2 separate regions of the Homo sapiens genome follow, and region 1 is linked to region 2. Evidence: chromatin contacts called from ENCODE Hi-C or POLR2A ChIA-PET data. All regions are on one chromosome and are shown on one strand. The core of a region is the stretch at or near the end of the contact, and the rest is flanking DNA. Distances in the headings are between cores, read along the strand shown.

Evidence for each region. Hi-C counts contacts between places; a loop is a spot of excess contacts on that map. ChIA-PET counts read pairs that join two places held with the same protein, here RNA polymerase II (POLR2A). Pooled maps may share reads with other maps.
Region 1: a loop to region 2 is called in a pooled map, with 2.6 times the contacts of the local background. The contact joins the promoter of ZNF296 here to the enhancer-like site in region 2. A Hi-C loop is called at or near these places in 2 of 50 pooled maps. POLR2A ChIA-PET finds 5 or more read pairs at or near these places in 2 of 52 experiments (activated CD8-positive, alpha-beta memory T cell and activated naive CD4-positive, alpha-beta T cell).

The regions. Positions count from the first base shown.
Region 1 is chr19:45,071,962-45,078,773 of GRCh38, reverse strand. ZNF296 (zinc finger protein 296) reads left to right here and starts at 2,296. Exons shown (of 3, transcript NM_145288.3): 1 at 2,296-2,698; 2 at 2,912-3,061; 3 at 6,194-6,812. The coding sequence starts at 2,401. It also overlaps a transcript of GEMIN7 not described here. RefSeq lists silencers at 2,100-2,509, 2,600-2,839, 3,170-3,479.
Region 2 is chr19:41,551,710-41,558,629 of GRCh38, reverse strand. It overlaps a transcript of CEACAM21 not described here. Among named protein-coding and RNA genes, the nearest start is that of LINC01480, 20 kb to the right of the region's middle. Within about 2 kb of position 5,424, at least 5 of the 41 ENCODE cell types and tissues checked have a DNase peak (open chromatin) inside an H3K27ac peak, as active enhancers do.

The DNA of each region.
Region 1 (6,812 bases), core at 1,047-3,546, 3.5 Mb before region 2:
AGGCCTTGAATGGGGAATATGAACCTCCCTATTCCAGGCCCAGTCAGAATTCACTTTCTCCTTGCGGGGTCCTCTTTACGCAGGGATCCTGTGGGCCTTTGCTTTCCACTAGATCACCAAGGCCTAGTGCCAGGTACACAATTTGGTGCTCTGCAAATATCTGTTGAAAGAATATCATCAGACACATAGTAGGTGCGCAATAAATATTTGTTGACTTAACTATGAACGAGTAGGGGTTGTATTTATGAACAAGACAGACTCCCATCCTGCCTCCTAGAACCTACGTTCTAGTGGGGGTAGAAGGGACAGAATAGGGTAAAATGAGCAAATATGTAAACAAGATCCTTCAGGGTTTGATCAAAGTGATGTATAAAGAATAAAATAGGCCGGGCACGGTGGCTCACGCCTGTAATTCCAGCACTTTGGGAGGCTGAGGCGGGTGGATCACCTGAGGTCAGGAGTTCGAGACCAGCCTGGCCAACATGGTGAAACCCTGTCTCTACTAAAAATAGAAAAATTAGCCGGGCATCTGTAATCCCAGCTACTCCGGAGGCTCAGGCAGGAGAATCACTTGAACCCGGGAGGCGGAGGTTGCAGTGAGCTGAGGTCGTGCCACTGCACTCCAGCCTGGGCAACAAGAGTGAAACTCCATCTCAAAAAAAAAAAAAAAAAAAAAGAGTAAAATAAGGGCAATGGGATAGTGGGTGGCTGGGTTGCCATGGAACTTAAAATTGGGTGGTCTGAGGCTGAGTGCAGTGTCTCACACCTGTAATCTCAGCACTTTGGGATGCTGAAGCAGGAGGAGCGCTTCAAGCCAAGAGTTTCAGACCAACCAGGGCAACAAAGCGAGTCCCTGTCTCTATTTAAAAATAATTTTTTTTGAAAAATTAAAAATTACAAAAAAAAAAAGGGTGATCAGAGGAGGCGGCAGTGAAGAAGAAACCACCTCAGATAACCCTCTAGTTCCAACCTGCCCTACCTCCTTTGACAGATGGAGAAAGTGAGATCCAAGAGGGAACTGGGGACAGATGGAGGTCATGGAGTGTAATTTGCAAGGCCTTCAGCAGGGTGGGGCTACTTTAGATACTGTTGGTCAGGGCCCTCTGCTCTCAGGAGGACAATGGAACCCAGACCTGAATAACAATGTGCAGAACTCCAAGAGATCAGCATCTGAAATCAGCATCTGGGCTGAGGACAGCTGGGGGAGGACAGGTTCTTGCCCTGACCTCAGGGGGCTTGCATTGGGTGGGGGAGAGGACAGTCCACAAGCCGTTCTATACTGTCGTGCAGTCGGTGCCAGGAAGAAAAGAATACTCATCAGGGATTGAGGGTGGGGCAGGGTGTCGATGCCACTTCAAACAGTGAGCAGACAGAACTGCTTAGGGGAGGGAAGTTCAAGGAGGCGGAGTGGAGGCAGGTGAGCTGCTTGGCTATTTGGTTTTAATGGCGACTTCTGGTCTAGGAACAGAGTCGATGTGTATGATTACAGTCCTCCTCTGCTCAAAACCCTCCTAAGGCTCCGGTCTCAGGAAAACCAAAAGACCTTAAAGCGATCAAAAGATTGCTTGGATCTGCCCCCATATTTTCACTGAACTCAATCCCCAACCCGTATTGCCTCTCCCTTTCCTTGTAATTCCTCAATGCCCAGGCCCACTGGCTGGGCTTCCTTCCCTCCAGCCTCAGCTCCACCATGCCCTTTCCCATCATAGGGGAGAAAATTGAATCCCTCAACCCCAGTAACCCTCTCCGCCTTTCCAGCTTTCTTTTGCTCCATGGCACTGGTCATCATGAAGGGCCATCTATATTTTACGTAATTATGTTTATAGTGTCTTCCCCCACCGTCTGAACTCCGTGCAAACAAAGATTATCTTCTGTTTATTCCCTCCTGTATTCTCAGGGCTTCAAACAGAGCCTGGCGCACAGGAGGCACTCAGTGAATGCTTGCAAAATGAATTTTTATTGTAATGCATTTAATGAAATAGCCCAGATTACTATCAGGCACCTAATAAGAAACGTGACCGACTATTTTTCTCGCTTGGGGGTGCGTGTGGGCATGCCGTGTCTCAGTTTCACCCGCCCTAAAACGGGATCAGGGATAGCTGTTTCAATGCCTTGTGGGAACTCGGTGTGATTAAATTTGGTCACTAAGCCAAACGCACGGGACACTGCCTAGATTGAGTTAGGCCGCCGTCAGGGCCCCAGCAGGGCGGCTCGGTCCCCTCCCATGAGCCCCGCCCTGGTAGGCGGAGCCACGGGCCCGGCCAGCACGTGTAAGAGTTCGCGGCGGGTCGCCGCAGTCACTCACCTGAGCGCGCACGGTCCGCGCGTCCTCCGCTCGTGCGTCCTCCGCCCGCCCGCCTGCCTGCCTGCCCGCCCGCTCGCTCGCCCGGCCCGCGACTCATGTCCCGCCGCAAGGCCGGCAGCGCGCCCCGCCGAGTAGAGCCCGCGCCCGCCGCCAACCCAGACGACGAGATGGAAATGCAGGACCTCGTCATCGAACTCAAGCCCGAGCCAGACGCGCAGCCCCAACAGGCCCCAAGGCTGGGGCCCTTCTCCCCGAAGGAGGTGTCCTCGGCGGGGCGGTTCGGCGGCGAACCCCACCACTCCCCTGGCCCCATGCCCGCCGGGGCCGCCCTCCTCGCCCTCGGCCCGCGGAACCCGTGGACCCTGTGGACGCCGTTGACCCCGAACTATCCCGGTGAGCACCCCGGGCCCTGGGCCCAGCCTCCCTTACCTTTGACCCTCGGGTGGGACCCTTCCCTTTGGGCATGGGCCCCTCGCCCTGCCTTATCTCCTTCGCCCCGTCCTGCCCCTCAGGCCCCCTTCTGACCTTCGGTTTCCCCTCTCCTTCAGCACCCTCAGCCCCCATCCTGGCCCCACCCCACGCTCACCACCCGCTTCCTCCCTGCAGACCGCCAGCCCTGGACCGACAAACACCCAGATCTGTTGACCTGCGGCCGCTGCCTGCAGACCTTCCCGTTGGAGGCCATCACTGCCTTCATGGACCACAAGAAGCTGGGCTGTCAGCTCTTCAGAGGCCCCAGCCGCGGCCAGGGCTCAGGTGAGTAAAGCCGGGTGCAGTCCCCCTCTCAAGTTCGAGGGCTGGGCTTCCTGCTGGAAAGGGGCTGGGCTGGACGGCAGGGCACTGAGCACTACTTCCCCTTTCTCGCTCCCCATCGGGTGCAGCCTAGGCGTGGCCAGGGCCTGCCCGTCCTAGGGCAGGGACCAGTGGTGGCGGTGGAGGGGGGGCGGGGGGGGACTGGGCAGGGAAGGAGGGCCGCCTACAGGGTGTGGCCAGCCCCAGAAGACTAGCCCGGGATTTTGCCCCCCCCAACACACACCCCAACCTGGTTTCACTTCTCCTTCCCCTTGGCCAGAAATAACTGGCCAGGTGGCTGGACCAGGGTGGCAGTAGGAGGGGACCTCTAGGGAGGGCAGCGGCCGGGGGGAGGGGGAGTGGAGGCCAGCTGGAATGGGGAGGTTGCCACCCCCTCCTGTCTCTCTCTGTCAATTCTGATTGAGGTGCTAGTACAGCTGAGTGTTCAGAGCCAAGGAAGGGGCTTCTGGCTTCCCTCGGTGATGGAATCTCCCAGCCCCGCGTGCTGGGAATCCCCTGGTTTGAGCGAGCTCCCGGGTGCTGGACACCCGGGTTCCTTCTCTTGGGAGGGAATTAAAAGCCTTCACATGGGGCTTGACCCTCGGTGAGCTTTTGGTCAGTGTTGGCTGCAGGGCTTAATCCAAACCTAGTTTCCAGCCCCCTGGCCCTTGCCCTTCTGAGACTTTTGAGAAGTGGAATTATTTAGGGTTGGGCCAGGGAGGGTCTGGTGGTGGGAAAGAGGAGGGGCTTGTGACTGATTGAATCAGCTTTAGAGCTGGAGCATGGAGAGTGGCCTGGAGGAGCGAGCGAGGGGCTGTGATGGAATCGCTGGAACAAAACACTACAGGGCTTGGAGAATCATGGGCACCTTGGTTTCACAGGCTCTGCTGTTTGAGCGCTTATGTGGACCAAAGCTCTCAACCATTCCCCAAGCGAGGTCACAACCACCCTTGAAAGGGAGGGGATCTCTAGGGTCCCTGAATTCTAGCAACTGAGGCACACAGAGGACTATGTCTTGCCCAAGGTCACACAATTAGGGAGCAGAGAAGTCTGAATTTGAATGCAGGCCTGTGCTCTTGACCCAGGACTGGTTGTATCACAAAGGTTGTCCCATCCAAGACTCTAGAATTTGAAAAATGGAAAGGCTAGTTCACCTAGGAAGTGTCCACTGAGAGTACCCCGAAGGTCCAGATAGAAATCCAAATTCAGGTTTGGGGGCTCAATTTGAGATCCATGCAGAGGGTGGGGGACCCAGGTCACTACCACCTCTTTACTAGGTGGCCGCTAAGCTTTCTCTGTAGCTACCCCATTATTTTGAGGTGGAGTCTTACTCTGTCACCCAGGCTGGAGTGCTGTGGTGCAATCTCAGCTCACTGCAACCTCCGCCTCCCAGGTTCAAGTGATTCTCCTGCCTCAGCCCTCCAAGTAGCTGGGACTACAGGCGTGCACCACCATGGCCAGCTAATTTTTGTATTTTTGGTAGAGACAGGGTTTCACCATGTTGACCAGGCTGGTGTCTCAAACTCCTGACCTCAGGTGGTCCACCTGCCTTGGCCTCCTGAAGTGCTGGGATTACAGGCATGAGCCACCATGCCCAGATATCTCAATTACTTTAAAAATTATTTTTATTAAACCAAAAAAAATTTTTTTTTTTGAAACAGAGTCTCGCTTTTGTCACCCAGGCTGGAGTGCAGTGGTGGGATCTCGGCTCACTGCAACCTCCGCCTCCTGGGTTCAAGCGATTCTCCTGCCTTAACCTCCCAAGTGGCCGGGATTACAGGCGCGCACCACCACACCCGGCTATTTTTTATTTTTACTAGAGACAGGGTTTCATCATGTTGGCCAGGCTGGTCTCAAATCCCTGACCTCAAGAGATCAACCCGCCTCAGCCTCCCAAAGTGCTGGGATGACAGGTGTGAGCCACCGTGCCCGGCCTAAACCAAAAATCTTATTCAAAAGCCTCTGCTCCCAGCCAGGTATGGTGGCTCACGCCTATAATCCCAGCACTTTGAGGGGCTGAGGCGGAAGGATTACTTGAGGCCATTAAGTTAAAGAATAGCCTGGGCGGCCGGGTGCGGTGGCTCAAACCTGTAATCCCAGCACTTTGGGAGGCTGAGGCGGGCAGATCATGAGGTCAGGAGATCGCGACCATCCTGGCTAACACGGTGAAACCCTGTGGCGTGGTGGCTGAGGCAGGAGAATGGCGTGAACCCCGGAGGCAGAGCTTGCAGTGAGCCGAGATCGCGCCACTGCACTGCAGCCTGGGCGACAGAGCAAGGCTCCGTCTCAAAAAAAAAAAAAAATAGCCTGGGCAACATAGCAGGACCCCATCTCTTTAAAAAATACTAAATTAAAAATTTAAAGCAAAAAAAAAAAAGCAAGCAAGCCTCTGTTCTGCCCTCTCCCCCTCCCCCAGTAGTCTGGATTGAAATCCCAGCTTCACCCCTTCCAAGCTGTGCAACCCTGGGGAAATGCCTCTCTGTGCCTCAGTTCTCCTGTCTGGAAAATGGAGATCTTATTTTCCTGTCCTGAGGGAAAGCCGGGCTATGAGCCATGGCTCAGCACCTAGCATGTAGGAAGCGCTTACTGAGTTAACATAACTTTTTAAAAGATTTTCAAACACATGGCCCAGCACAGTGGCTCATGCCTATAATCCCAGCACTTTGGGAGGCCGAGGTGGGTGGATCACTTGAGGCCAAGAGTTCGAGACCAGCCTGGCCAACACGGTGAAACCCCCATCTCTACTAATTAGCCAGGCATGGTGGCGGGCGCCTGTAATCCCAGCTACTCTAGAGGCTGAGGCATGAGAATAGCTTGAATCCAGGAGGTGGAGGTTGCAGTGAGCTGAGATCGTGCCACTGCACCCCAGCCTGGGCGACAGTGAGACTGTCTAAAAAAAAATGTTTTCAGGTACTTAGCACCCACTCCACAGATTTTTCGTGTCCACCCCTCCTCTGAGCGTCAGCTTCCTGGTCCTTCCAGGGTGTGTGTGTCTTGTTACTGCCAAGTCCTTTGCCCCTGCAGGAGTGCCTATCCCACAGAAGGTGTCCAGCTGGCAGCTGTCCGCACTAACACTCTGCCTCTTTTTCTTACCAGAACGAGAGGAGCTGAAGGCCTTGAGCTGCCTGCGCTGTGGCAAACAGTTCACAGTGGCCTGGAAGCTGCTGCGTCACGCCCAGTGGGACCACGGACTGTCCATCTACCAGACAGAATCAGAGGCCCCGGAGGCCCCGCTCCTGGGCCTGGCCGAGGTGGCTGCAGCCGTGTCGGCAGTGGTGGGGCCAGCAGCTGAGGCCAAGAGCCCCCGTGCAAGTGGCAGCGGCCTCACCCGGCGGAGCCCCACCTGTCCTGTGTGCAAGAAGACCCTCAGCTCCTTCAGCAACCTCAAAGTGCACATGCGCTCACACACAGGCGAGCGGCCCTATGCTTGCGACCAGTGTCCCTACGCCTGCGCCCAGAGCAGCAAGCTCAACCGCCACAAGAAGACCCACCGGCAGGTGCCGCCCCAGAGCCCCCTCATGGCCGACACCAGCCAGGAGCAGGCCTCTGCAGCCCCTCCGGAGCCGGCTGTCCATGCTGCTGCCCCCACCAGCACCCTTCCATGCAGCGGTGGTGAGGGGGCTGGAGCCGCCGCCACAGCAGGTGTCCAGGAACCCGGGGCTCCTGGCAGTGGGGCTCAAGCCGGCCCTGGTGGAGACACTTGGGGAGCCATCAC
Region 2 (6,920 bases), core at 4,175-6,674:
TGTCACCCAGGCTGGAGTGCAGTGGCATGATCTCGGCTCACTGCAGCCTCCATCTCCTGGGTTAAAGTGATTCTCCTGCCTCAGCCTCCAGAGTAGCTGGGACTACAGGCATGTGCCACCAAGCAAGGCTAATATTTTGTATTTTTAGTAGAGATGGGGTTTCGTCCTGTTAGCCAGGGTGGTCTCGATCTCCTGACCTCATGATCTACCTGCCTCGGCCTCCCAAAGTGCTAGGATTACAGGTGTGAGCCACCGTGCCCAGCTGGGTTTTTTATATTATAAGGAGATGTAATAGATAGATAGATGTTTCAAAGATAGTCAAATGTTTTTAAAATTTAAAACACTTTTTTACAGGTTGACTTTCACCATTTAATTTCATCTATGTGTTTTGCCTTAGAGAAATTTTAAATGCTATGTAGATCTCATGACTTATAATTATGAAGCATTTTGTTTTCTGTTTTCCACGAAACTTAGCTTAACTTTGAGCATATAATAGTTGTAAAGGTAGGAGAGTAACACTGAAAAAAGGAATTGCATTAAAATGGCACATTTTCTGTAGAGTTGTTTATCGCCTGAAAATAGGCCCCATTTCATGGAAGTAAGATGATCAGGCTCAGGTCCCCAGACGAAACTCTTGGCATGGTTTTTGGAGATAGTCCAGGGCTCAGTACTGGCTCTATCATTTGCTACTTCTCCCAAAGTAACCAATATCTCATCCACCCTGAGCCCATTTCCATATCTCTAACATGAGGATAATAGCATCTACCTTACACACCAAGTAGAGGGATCAAATGTAGGAACTAAATCAAAGTACCAGCACTGAATAACCTACATCCTCCCACTTCCCAAAAGGAAGAGAGATGTATCCCCTGTTGACAAACGAGACCATTTTGCAGGAGAGAAAGGAAATGCCAGTTCACTTGCAATGTAAACATGCTCTCTCTTTTTAGGGATGTCCAGGGACCTGAGAGAGAACCCATGCTTACCAAAGAGTTTCTAGTTCCAGACACACAGGACTAGAAGGGTGACAAGTATGGTTTTCAGGGTCCCTGAATCCACCCAGTCCTCACAGAAACTCCTAAAAGCTGTCGATTGACAGCGTTGAGTTCACAGCTCTGGTCCTCACATGCTGATACTGCTTGTGATATCGAACCCGACAGGACCCCACATCACAATTGATTTACCAACTACAATATAATACCTCCTGAATCTCCAAATTGGCTCACCCAGGAACAAAGGCTTGGGGTAAAACTGGATTAGGAGATATAAGCTCTGAATTTTCTGAGGGTGAGACACACAAGGATTCTAAGTGACACGCCACAGAGTAACGGGTCTGTGACTGGAGGACCCACAGATTTGTCTTACTGGAGACACCACATGCACACAAACTCCATCCTTAGCTGTGGAAACAAGGGTCTTTTGCTATCTTAGCCGAATTCTGGGAGTAATTTTTGGAGGGGAGGAGATCTTTGGGATTGCCTCTTTCAGGCCCTTTACAAAAATACCTACTTCTTAAATGGTAAAGCTTACACTAAACTGAAAAAATTACATCCTTGGCTTTTTATGAAGTAGGTGTTGGATTGAATCACTACTGGAAGAAGTATGGCATCGCAAATTCTAAGCAGTGGTCAAAGGATGGATCTGTTAAATTAGAAAAATCTCTAAATTTATAAAAAGATTTTAGATTCCTTTATTCTAAACAATTGACCTATTTGTACTCATGGGACAATCAAATTTCAAAGGAGATATGTAACGATTTCATGGCTTGCATTAAAAATCCTTCTGATAAAATTAAAGATAAAAAATCTGACCCCCTGCCAAAAAAATCTTTTGAAGTTCATACTGCCTGCTTTCAATATTCTGTGGGATTCACAATGAAAGGTGCCTTATATTGTGGCCTAGCTTCAAGTTTATGCCTTCGCCACCATGGCCTGGGTTCAATTCCCAGTCAGGGCCCCAGCGCCTTTGGTTTAATGTTTGCGTGGCATTTGACTTTTTTACCTATTTAGTATTGGTGAGATTACCTTTGGTAAAAAAAAGTTTAAAGAGTGGAAATCGCAATTCTTTGTGTTGGCTAAAATCTGATTATAAGAGATCTGGAAGGTTTTATTTTTCTTTTTCAAAGAGCTCTATGGTCAGAAGTCGGCTTCATGAAAAGCTAATATTTAATTATATGTACATACAGTCTTTCTGGATTTTCTCTTTTGCCTCCTGTTTTGAAAAATATTTGGATTTGAGTGAAACTCCGTTTTAGAAATTAATTGCTTGGTACAATATACCCATGTAACTACCCTGCACATGTACCCCCTGAATCTATAATAAGAGTTGAAATTTTGACAAAATAAAATTAGATTTTGAATTAAAACAAATAGGTGCTTGGTTCCTCTGCTCACTTCTTTTTAAAAGGAATTCCTCTCCCATGTACTTCTTCTTTTCCCTTCTTTACCTTCCTTTTGGCATCTTTGGTATCACATGAAGGGATCTAGAGGGAATTTTAAGTGACTCTGAAATTCCTTGAGAAATACACAAAAAGATCCCACTCACCCCTTTTGGGGGTCTCCTGTTCTCCTTGTGGAGTCCAGAGTCAGGGACAGGCTCCTCCAGGTCTGCAGCTCTGCTCTCTTTTATTTCATCTTGGCTGATTGCTTTGGTTTTGTGAGTACCAGGCATTACTTTGTACTGTGAGAGACACGTCCTTTGTGAGTGCAACGGCTGCTGGGTCACTGGTGAGGGCTGCAGTTTGGAGATGGCTGAGAGCCGTTGCAATAAATGGTTGTGATTGCAGGGGGCTCCTTGTTTCTTTGCAAGTTTAGATGAGAAAGGTGCAGTTTGGACACAGTTTAAAGGCTGTGAAAACACCACCAATGAATATGATTTCCTTTGGGGATGGTCTGATTAAAAGTGGGCTGATTGTTGCTGTGCTACTAGCCTTGAAGACATGTTTCTACAGCATTGTGCAGTGTGGAAAAATTGTGTGGCTTGGTCTTGTGGCATGTCCCTTCTTTTAGAGACCTCAGATTCAATGTGAAATTCGGGATTTTTGATTTTCAAAGATCTAGATGCCCTGCCTTCCAGATGTGCCTACTCTTCACATATTTTAAAATTAGATCCTATAAACTGCAAATACTTTGTTGGCTTCTGTGAGATCAGAGGTCCAGTTAGAAAAGGAAGACAGTTTGTTAAAATTAAAAACTATTTATCTAATCTAACTAGATTGGCCTCCAAATATGACTTTCTGACATTCAGCTGGTTACTCTGAAAAGATTTCTAAATCTCTTGAGGCTCATCTATATGTTTCCTTGCAAAGAAAAAAAAAAAAAAAAAAAAGCAAGCCCAAGCACTAGTAAGAAAAAGATTTGCAATGTTTCATGAAAGGAGTAGATGAGTGAAGCATTTATTTGTAGATACTGGGTTGGATACCTGTGCAAAGAAGAAGAGGTCAATAATAAAAATTGCCAGGGGATTTCTTGGAACTTAACAAGCTGAATTAAATATAGAAATGTCAGGAAATCAAGGCAGGAAATACTCACTTGTGGTTAGGCAGACAGGGCAGGGTTCTGAGCTTGAGATGGAGCAAACAGTTGTGGTGGGTGAAGTTCACATGCTTTAGAGCTCAGCTGTCCTAGTAAAGAAGCCTAAGAGTCTCTAAAGCTCTTATGAGAAGATGGATTTTTTTTGCCTAGATTAAAAGGTTAAAGAATTGCTTTAAGTTGGATAAAATAAAGCTAAATGTTTAAGCAAGTTGTGAAAGGTTTATGAAAAAATTAATTAAAATATTTTTGTGTGTAAACATATTGACTAAAGTTGAAGGGGTATAATTCAGCATTTCTGTAAATTGAGCATTGAAATAAAAACACAATGGGTTTCTCTTAGAGCACTAACCTGCTCTTTAACAAAAATTGTAAAGGGTTATAGAAAGTCTATAAAAATGTTACCTTATGGTCAAACATTAAAATTGGGTAAATATGTCTATCAGGTTTTATTAAGAATTAGGTTTAACATTAATAGTACACTAATGTAAAGGTGAAATTTGGCTTATTTGGTACAAAAATCATACAGGAAGCATTGTGAAATATAAAATGATTTTTAGCTTTCTTTGGGCTATATTTCTATAAATATGTTATTGATGAGGGTTCCAAAGTTATGGGAGACTCCTATAATTCTGCTATATCTCAGTGTACATTATCAGTCATAATTATAATTGTCATGTTAAATTATTGTGGGCCACAGAGGTAACAGATTTCCTTGTCAATTGTGTCTTTGACTATGACTACCCTAAAACGTTCAGTCACCCATATACACATGTTACCTTGTTTTGGCCCTCTTTAGAAGGTAATTTTATAATCAGCTATAAAGCCCTAACAGGTGCTCTTAAATGCAAATTTTGATAACTTTGGAGATTGTGACATCAGAAGAGAGGAAAAATGTTCGGGACACTTGGAGAGCTAAAATGTTCATTGATATCAAGCAGGACAGGAATTAACTGCATGAAGTGAACTAATAGGAGGCTGAAGTGATCTTTTTGACTTTTTGCTTAAAACGTTGCTGATCCTTTGTTTTGCTTTTCAGAGTCAAGGCAAATTTTCTTTTGAGCTATTGACAGCTTTTAACGATTAATCAAAATATACTCCTATGAACACCATTTGGAGCATTATTTGTTTCTCTCTACCCGATTTCCCCAGAATTTGGAAACTATTTGTGGGTATTCTTAATTTATGGCAATATAGTTATTTGCATAAGTGCAATAAGAATGTGTTTTCTTTGGTAACAGGACACAATTTGAAAAACTGGTTATTTTACCAAGGTTTTGACCAGAATGCTGTGCTTTCCTTTAAGGAATCAAACTTGACTTGTGGAGCTAATAAAGCCTTTGGAAAACTGACCTTATATCCTGTGAACACAGTCCCTGTACAGGGTTACTGATCTGTGGGAAGAAAAGAATGTCACATTCTGACAGGTCAGGAATCCCAAGTTATCTTGAAACTTCAAGAGGACAGGAATTCACCCAACCATATGTATTTGATGGTAGAAATCCATGGCAGGGGCTCAGCTTTAAAAAGTCTTATCTCAGATTCCTTCTATAAAACAAAGTCCCATTAAAACCAATTTTAAAAGCCTATGTGAAAAATAATTATTCTTGCTGCACCTCGTACAAATAAAGTGGCAAAGCATAATAAAGCAAATTGGTCCTGTCGTAATTTGTCTTTAGTAAAAACGGGAAACTGGGGTCGGGTGCAGTGGCTCACTCCTGTAATCCCAGCACTTTGGGAGGCTGAGGTGGGCAGATCATCTGAGGTCAGGAGTTCAAGACCAGCCTGGCCAACACGGTGAAACCCCATCTCTACAAAAATACAAAAATGAGCCGGGCATGATGGCGGGTGCCTGTAATCCCAGCTACTCAAGGGGCTGAGGCAGGGAAGCGGAGGTTACAGTGAGTCAAGATCGTGCCACTTCACGACAGCCTGGGTGACAGAGCAAGACTCCATCTCAACAACAACAACAAAAAAGGGTAACTGGAGAGAGGGAAGTTATGTTTCAAAAACTTTTGGAAACTATAGTACACCTGTTTTTAAATTCTAGTCTGGCATTCAGTTTTTATTATTTTCTACAGTTTGGGTTAAATTCGTATTTCTCTGGCTACAAGTCTCCTAAATAATCTTTTCATTTGTTTCCTTTTTCTTTCCCTTTTTCCCCATTTTTCTTAATTGGAAATCACTGAAACCTAAGCTGTGCTTTCTTAAAGCCCTGTGAACTGAAGACTAGACAACCGAAACTTCTGAAGGAAGTAGCAGCAACCTATTTATATGTGTTGCTGTTGCCTACTATTATGTTTTAGCAGGTGCTGCCTCTACACCCCCGAAACAGAGAGTGCTACTGGGAACAAATCGACTTTTTCCACTCCAGTGCTGCATTCGGTGCCCCATAACGATGACCCCCTCTCAGCAGGAAGTAGCCAGAAAGATTACAATGCTCCATCTCCCTATGATTCTTGTGATAAATAAATATACAAGCATGATAGAAATCATGCGCAAATTGACAGTGGGGATTGTGGCAGGCCAGATTTCACTAATGGAGGTCCCCATCACAACTACTTCAGTACTGACTGAGTGGTTAAGTTCAGTATCAAAAGCTGAAAGTGCCAGCGCCTTTCTACAAAGGCTAGAATGTAACAAAAGCCCACCAAGGGTTTTACCTAGGCCTTTCCTGGGCCTTACAGCATGACAAAACAAAGAAGGAATTCTTAACCAGACCTGTTTAGGATTAAACAAATTTAATTGGGGGTCTGAAGAAACTCGCCAGGCCTCCACAAACAAGTTCATTGGGGGTCTAAAGGAACCCCCCCCAAACCTCTGTGATTGAGCAGGAGACAAGGTCAGGGTAATAGCCCCAGCACCTGGACTCATTTAGATTTAAGTAAATGTACTGAGGCTCCAGAGAAAGGTCTCCAAGACTTAGACTAGAGTTACAGATTAAAAGAAGTTAATCACTTATATCTTTAGATAAATGCACACTGACACGTAGACATACATCTTAGAAAATATATAAGCTCTGGAAAACCTTGTAATTTACAGTTGGTCTGGAGATATTTTCTGGGCCTTCTCTCTGTAACCGGTTCCAGAAATAAAAAACTCTCTTCCTCCCCAGTTTATCTGCATCTCGTTATTGGGCCGTGAGAAATAGCAGCCAGACCCTGAGTTTGGTCTGGGAACACACTGGCTGGGCTTCCTGCCTGGCGGTAGAGCTTCACTGTCCTCCTTCCCAGCCAAAATGTGGCCCTTGAAGGCTTCCTCCCCAACTGACCGGTTTTGGGTTCTAGGTACTCAGGGAACACCGTCTTCAAGGAGGCCATTTTCATACTGTTCCTGGTTTGATTTTTCTGAAATTAGGAAATGCCCCTTGAGGCATCCAGGATTGTCTTT